3 separate regions of the Homo sapiens genome follow, and all the other regions are linked to region 1. The links are chromatin loops, found by intact Hi-C in ENCODE. Cell type or tissue: HepG2. All regions are shown on one strand. Region 1 has its middle 2.0 kb from the start of EDA. Region 2 has its middle 52 kb from the start of NALF2. Region 3 holds the start of NALF2 (NALCN channel auxiliary factor 2).

Region 1 (2,500 bases):
TCTCCTAGGATTTCTTGATATATTAATTAATTCAACAAATATCTATCGATCCCTGTACAATGCAAAAAATGCTGTATGAGAGCATCCACAGCCAGAATAGATTTCTTCCACTGCAGCAGTTTTGATTGGAGAACGTATGTCTTCAGTGAGTAGACAGGGAAACCGAGGGCCAGAATGAAGTGGATTTGTACAAGTGTGGTCCACAGAATGGCCAGACACTACTGGCATCTTTATTTACAGGCAACTGTTCTGGCCTCTCCACCCCTCCCATCCTTCTCCTGGAGTACTCCCTGGGGGAAGTTCAACAAGTCAGCCAAATGTTCCAGATGTACACTGCTGCAACTGCAGCATCTTCAACAGCTGCACCAATCAGAAACGGGTTCAGATAAAAAAAAAAAAGTGGCAAAAGGCAGAACAATAGACCCTGAAATGAAGGATGGAAAGGATTAAATCAAGAGTCACAATTGACAAGAGTTACTAGTCTGAGATTATAGAAAGCGAAATGACCATAGCAGGGGAACCATGTATGCTTCATAGTCACTACGCACTCTCATTCCGTGTTATTGAGTAATGAATAATTAACAATTTTATTGACTTGCAGCAGGCATCTTGAGTGTCATCATGGAGGCTCAGCAATGCCGGGGGCACTTATGTGTAGGCCTAAGACCTAGGCTGGTGGAAGAGAAGAAAAACATAGATAGAAATAGAAAAGAAGACAAAATAAGAGAAATAAAACACAAAACCAAAAGCATCTGCTGGCAGGTCAGTCCAGAGAGCACAGAGGTCATAAGCCTTAAATATATTAGCCACAGACAACTTTTCTCTGTACACTTTGTGAATGGTCTCAGTGCTTCAAAAACATCTTTGTGTCGTCTCTTTAACCCCTACCCATGAAATATAAAGTTCACAAAGAATATCATCATCCTAGAGCTAAGGGGAAAAAAGGTGTTTAACAGCTGCTCTCAAGTCCTGCTTGTCCAGTCCAGGAATTCTAGATGCTAGGAAAACTGCCAGGCTGATTTACTTTAATTATCACAGCCCGGGATTATTGGAAAGAATGCTAGACCAGGAGTCAGGAGACTTCATCCTGCCACTAGGTTGCTGGGTCCCTCTGAGCAAGTCACTGTGCTTTTTCAGGGCCTTAGTTTCTCCGGCAGTAAAATGAGGAGTTTGAACTTTAACAGCCTTTACACTGTGTTTTGTCTGTGTTGTCACTGGCCATGTTGACTTTCTTGCATACACAGTTTAAACAGGCTGCCCTTTCTTCCTCTAAAATGAAAAGGAAACAAATGACAGCCATCTCCTGGTGGTGATGGTGATGCTCAGGGGCCACACTGGTCTCACCTTACCATGTTCTACCAGGCTTGACTGAGACTCTGGATTACACCATTGCCCTCAGAAGCCCTGAGGGTTGCATTTGACCTGGGACCTCTCTTTGCTTCCCCAGAGAAAGAACATGTGTCATCATATGCAGTAGAAATGTTGGAATGGGGCAATCCAGAGAGGAATGTATGTGGTTATTTTTTAAGTGTTTTAAAGTTTTGTTTCAGTTAGCTTCTATGCTTCCATACGTATCCTGTCCCCTAAAGCACAGGTCTCAATGACAGCCTGCAGGCCACATCCAGCAAACAGATGTGTTGTGTTCGGTGCAGTATCAACTAAACCTTTGAATTAAAAAAAAAAAAAAGCAATTGTCAGCTATTGGAACTCTGGAGATTTCACATTTTTAAAAAATCCAGATTTCCTGCTTTTCTGTTAAAAAACCAGAAGACCCTATAACTCTGGATTCACATTCCCATGTGGCTACACTCAGCTAGAACTGTCTCCTTGAAATAAGCATGAACAATCAAGTTCCACAGCCATCACCACCTCTTTCTTCTATCCTTCATTACTGTCCTTGTCACTCATTCACCTTACCTCTTTGATCCCAGGTACTACGGGAGACAAGATATAAGCTCCTTAACATGCCCTCTAGTCTGTCTCTCCAACATTATCTTCCACCATTTTACAAGGAAGTCATGCTTGCACACTACTAAATTTGCTGACACTTCTCACACCACCGTGCCTTTGAACAAACTAGTTTCTTTGTCAAGATTGCCCCTACCTTAGAAACCTGATAAATTCTTCAAGAATCAATTCACATGTTCTGTCTGGTATGGCCCCACAACTCACTCCAACCAGACTTCCTTTGTGCTTTCATTGCACCCTGAGCATACTTTGATGATATCACTTACCACACTGCATTTTGAATGTTTCACATGGATTTCTTACCACTAAACTATGAGCTCCTTGATGGTAAGAATTGTGTCCTTTCTATTTTGCTATTTCTAATCTCTAGCATAGCACCTACCACATAGTAGGCACCAATATTGTTTTATTTTGATATTTCTAATACCTAGCATGGCACCTACCACATAGTAGGCACCAATATTGTTTGTCAAATGAATAAGACATGAAGTCACTCACGGTAACTTAGACTACCTAGAATTCCAAAAAGGGA
Region 2 (2,500 bases), 58 kb after region 1:
TTCAGACTCATTGCCTGGAAAGTTTGGGTTTGTGCCACCATTAGGGCTGGTGGGATTCTCTGTCCTTTCCAGAATCCGCTTTATTAATTTGGCTTTGCAGTGGGGAGGGGTGAAGGGAGATGGGGGACATTGCCAGATTACCTCCTTGCCCTGGGAAACTCTATACTTGTCCTGAGTATCTTTTCTGTCCCCTGAGAGAACTACCCTGGTTCCTGGTCCCAGAGTAAGGAATATACTCCTTTATCTACCCCAAAAGTGGCCTTTCTTGCACTTCAAGTAGCCTAGCAGATGTTTCCGTAACTCCTCTTAGATGCCTCTAGGCTCTGGTCTCTGAAAAGCCCACCTTCACTCCAGCCTGTTTCTCTTGGTCCCCTTAGGTTTTCCTGAAGCGTATCTGGTAGACACCTCCTGCGGAGGTGCCACCCCTATGGCAGTCACTGCTGATTTTCTATCCAGTAGACCTGTCCCTGCTCCATCACTTATTGTTCCAGGGTTTAAAAATCTCTTACAACTCGGTCCAAACAACTTCACTCTCCAAGGAATTTTAAACCGGCAGCGGGAGACACAAAGTGTGGCAGCCAGTCATTGAAGCTGGGTCTCATGAGTAGCAGTGCTTTAATGAGGAGGGGCCACCAACTGCCACTGTTTAGATCTACAAAGCAGTCCTGGTTCCTGTCTTTCCTGAGGGTAACTCTTCCTTCAGTTGCTTGCAACCCAAAGAGCCTTCGATAATGGTATCTAACGAATTAGACATTAGGACTAGTTCTACCCTTCTGTGACACACACAGCTGTTATTGTAGGCCTGAAATTACAAATTGCTTTCATTTTCCATGTCAATGCCTAGTGTACTCAGTTAAGAAGGACTTCAAAGTAGCGTCAGCACTGAAATTGGGGTGCAATGTCCACCAGGGACAGAGGAGTGAGAAGCGGCATTATGTTTGCCAAGTATTTGCAGACCCTATCTGGGCTAACACCTGAGACTATTCTCTCTAGTAACCTATGTGGCCTCTTTCTGAAGCCTGTTTGTCTACGTAGTTCACTAACTCTGTGACCTTGGACAAATTTCTTCCCTTCTCTGAATGCCGGTTCCTTGAGTATAAAACAAAGAGGTTGGGTCAGATGATCTCGAGGTCCTTTCTAGCTCTATGACTCAGGTCAGCCCCCTTCAAAGGGCAGTAGCAGACTCCCTGTCGCTTCCTGTTTCAAAACTCCCTCCCCTCCCCCTTTACAGCACTCACTGAATTCCAGTGTCATGTTTGAGGGACACCTTCAGTTCTCAGACCATTGGCAGAGTACAGTGGATTGACAGGCCTGGAGCCCAGTGAATCATCAGGCCTTTCCTAGTTCAGGTTACGAACTCCACCCACTTCCCCTGGGTTTCTCTGATGATTCATTCAGGTGCCCCTCTCCTATCCTTGGGAATGACCTTCCAGAATTTTATCTCTCCAGTTTTGCAATAGACAAATACTTCACATGCTGACTTATGGTAAGAGACAATATCCATCAGCAGTAAAAGGGTTGCTTTCTCACGCCCTCCCTCCTCGGCCCCCACCACCATCATCCAAACCATGCGCCTCCCCAGTCAGGCTCTCACTGGCCCTCTCTTTGCTGTCTGTCTTCAGACTCAGTCCTGCATTCCCCGGGATTTCCTCTCCCAAGGCCCAAGTGCCTGCACCTCACCGCTTTCCCCTCATTAGGCTCTGGTCTTCCGTGGCAACGCGGCCTTTACCTTTTCCCCACCCTGCCACCCCACTCCAGTCTCATTGCCCCCTTCACGGGCCTCTCCCTCTGCAGCTGCTGCAGTCTGAATAAGCACAACAAAAAAATTACCACATGTATTAAAGCGAAGCTCTTGTTGGACAACTGCAGATTTCCCTGGGCAGGATTTCAGTTTGATTTTCTCAGGGTTCCTATGAAGCCGGAGTTCCTGCCCAGACCCACCCCACCCCCGCCCCAGATGTCTGGGCCTGTAGGGAACCAGAGCCCTTCGCTTCTCTGGCCAGTCCTGGAAGACCAGACCCCCTTCCCACCCGGAACTTCCTTGTCCACCAGTCAGGGTCCCAAGGAACAGAGAGGGCAGAGGAAAGTCAGCCAAATGGGGCAGAGAGCCTGCAGTCCGCTCCTTAGGGAAGTTTAACTCAGAACTGAGGGCCTGAGGGCAGAGATCCAAGCCCCCCCTCACTGAAGCAGAAACCAATCTTGCAAATAAACATATAAACAGATTACCAGTGAGTTAGGAAGGGCTGCTAAGGGGCTGGAGAGCTAAGCTGTCCATGGCCCCACCCCTGGCACTTCCCCCAAGGAAGAGGGATTGAGTCTCCAAAGCCTAGGCCCCACCCAGCCTCTCAGTTGCTGAGCTTGGCCAGGCTGGGGCCTCTTCATTCACTGTTGCCCCTTTCTCCCTGGCCTCTCCACCCAGAATCCCACTCCAACTCTTTTTGCTTCAGAAGGCTGCGCTCCTGCCCATCTCTTCTGTGCACCCCTGCCATCTCTTGCCAGG
Region 3 (2,500 bases), 110 kb after region 1:
CTGCCCGCTCCACGCCGCTCCCTGCCTCGCTCGCGCCCTCCTAGGCCGGCCGGCCGGTCCGTTGCCGGGCCCTTCGGGCTTCGTTCGCGCTCCGGGTGTTCGCCGGGGCCAGTCCCTGGCGGGCTCCGCTCTGGCTCCGCACCCGCTGCTCCTGGAGTTCCGGCTCGGGCGGGCCACCTGGCTCCCGGCAGCGCCACAGGCGCCGGACGCAGACACCGGGCTTTACTTAGTGCGCCTCTCGCTTCCGCCTCTCGTTCGCACCGCTGTGGCTGCAGCCCAGCGGCACGGCCCCGTGGCTCCCGCTGGCCATGCACCCTCAGTCTGTCGCCATCTTCCGCTGTGCGGAGAACACCTTGAGAGCCCCTGTGCAAGTGTGTTTGGCGGGGAGCAGGGCGGAGAAAGAGGCACGGAGAGGAGGAGGGAGCGGGACTGGTGCCCCGACTGCGCCTGCGCCTCAGGACTCCCCCCACCCCACCCCGCCCCAGCCCCCGCCGGCCGCAGCCGGTGCTGTTTGGGGATGTTTCCAGTCCACCCCCAACTCCATTCACTTCAGCGCCTCCGTTCATCCGCCCGCTGCCCGCGTGCACATGCCACACGCTGAGTCCCAGGCCTCGGCGCTCCCCCTCCCCCACTAACCCGGGCGCCCGCCTTCCTCTCCATGGCCGTCCCTCACTCCCCCGAGGGCTAGGGGACTTCTGAGGGTGATTCTTGGAGGCAAGGAGCAGCAGGCATCTCGTAGCTGCTTGCTGCCTCTCTGGGTCGCCTCCGCCGTCCCCGTGACTGGAAGACGCTCGAGCCGGCTGCGGATCGGACCAGTCCAGTGTCCCTAACTCCACCTTCGCCCTCACCGTCCTGCCCGAGGACAAGGCGGCCCTTGGTGCTGAAGGACAGCTCCCAGCTTAGCTGCTGAGGAAGACTGAGTTTGGAGAGCGTCCTGGAGGGGGCAAGGCGGTGGGCTAAGATAGTAGTGGTGGGGTGTCGGTGTTTGCCCTTAGGAATATTTCCAGCAGCCTCCACCCCCCACCCGCCCGCCCCCCACCCAAGCACCAGCCCCCGTCCTAGCTTTTTGGCTCCCCCTACAGGCTGCTGAGAATAGCTGACTGAGAGTTAGAGAAGCTGCGCCGCCCGGATGGAACCATGTGCTTGGGCCCTCACAGAGTCACATGGCACTAGGAATTCGGACGTACAAACATCCTGACGCGCCACTAACCTTGTTTGGACTCCACTGACCCTGTGGTCTGCTTGCCTTCCTCACTCCCAGTAACTCACATTGTAATTTTTTGTCAACCGTTGCCGGCAAGCATTTGTTAATGTTAAGAATAACAATAAAGAAAATAGCCTTAATTGAGCGCGTACTATGTGCTAGGTACTGCTCTATACATTTTGCATGCATTCGTCATCCAATCTTCACAACAGTGTTATGAGATAGGTACTACTGTTATCTTCATTTACATACAAAGAAGCTGAGGTTTAGTGTGGTTGTTGCCTAAAGTAACCAGAGCAGCTAAAAAAGAAACTCAGTCTGACTCTAGAATTCTCTTAACACTCCAGTAAGGCCCTGGAAAGATGAAAGAGCCAAGGCATTCCTTCCTTAAAGGAAATTATAGTCTATATAAGGAAACAAGACATGTATATTGGCTAGTGGGAGGATTCATGAACTAGAGCCTTGGATAAATAACTCAACTGCTGATATGCTGTGTACCCTTGAGAGTCTTTTCCTTTTCTGAGTCTTGGTTTTCCCCTGAGTAACACGAAGGGATGCCAAGGATCAAATGAAATGGGTGGGCATCGTTAGCACTACTCAGAGGTGGACTGGGGTGGGTACATAAAAGGTTTCTGGAAGAGGGACAAATGGAGCTAGTTTCTAAAGTAGCAGGATTAGGGTGGGTGGTTGAGAAGGGCATTCCAAATAAAAGGAATGCAGATGAAAAGTTTCAGGGGTAGGGAGCAGCTTTGTATGTTTGTGAAGCCACGAGTGTGGCAGTTTGGCTATATTGATGGTGAGAATTTGTGGGGAAGGGAGTAGCAGGAAATGAGACAAGGGACAAAACTGTCAGGCATTTGGGAGGCCTATTTATTCATTATGTTACAAGCACTGTGCTAGGGGCTAAGTAGGATACTGCGGTGAATCAGACGGCCCTGCCCTTGAGGTGCTCACAGTTGAATTAGAGAGGCAGACATGTTAAAGAAGAAATTGCAACCTAGTGCAATAAGGATGGTAGGTGTCCCTCCCATAGAGGGAGGGACCAGTCAACTTTGCCAGATTCCCTCAGAGATGATTCTGCACACAGCCGCTGGAGTTGAGTCATTCATTCATTGATTCATTCCTTTGTCAAACATCTATTGAGGATCTATTACATTCTAGATGCTGTATTAGGCATCAGCAATATAGACATGAGTAAAATATGTGTCTTGAGCTGAAGGAGTTTAGTTGAAACCTTAAGGGATGAGTAAGGACCGGCTGGACAGGTAGCAAAGAAGGCGGTGTGTGAAGGATGTC

What was found. Hi-C counts contacts between places; a loop is a spot of excess contacts. Peaks named below come from ENCODE experiments on the same cell type or tissue, not always from the same donor. Only the 100,000 strongest peaks of a DNase experiment are listed, where the experiment ranks them.
Region 2: it touches region 1 in a loop (6-fold over the local background); 5 of 110 quality-filtered maps call a loop at or near these places.
Region 3: it touches region 1 in a loop (12-fold over the local background); 23 of 110 quality-filtered maps call a loop at or near these places.

Annotation. Positions count from the first base shown.
Region 1 is chrX:69,612,903-69,615,402 of GRCh38, reverse strand. No RefSeq gene overlaps it. Among named protein-coding and RNA genes, the nearest start is that of EDA, 2.0 kb to the left of the region's middle. In HepG2, no CTCF peak of the experiment used is centred here; a DNase peak (open chromatin) is centred at 1,242; H3K4me3 peaks cover 115 bases.
Region 2 is chrX:69,555,353-69,557,852 of GRCh38, reverse strand. No RefSeq gene overlaps it. Among named protein-coding and RNA genes, the nearest start is that of NALF2, 52 kb to the right of the region's middle. In HepG2, no CTCF peak of the experiment used is centred here; DNase peaks (open chromatin) are centred at 892 and 1,312; H3K4me3 peaks cover 1,447 bases.
Region 3 is chrX:69,502,259-69,504,758 of GRCh38, reverse strand. It overlaps NALF2 (NALCN channel auxiliary factor 2), which reads right to left and starts at 433. Exons shown (of 3, transcript NM_015686.3): 1 at 1-433. In HepG2, a CTCF peak has its summit at 1,087 (motif pointing left); DNase peaks (open chromatin) are centred at 458, 868 and 1,148; H3K4me3 peaks cover 942 bases.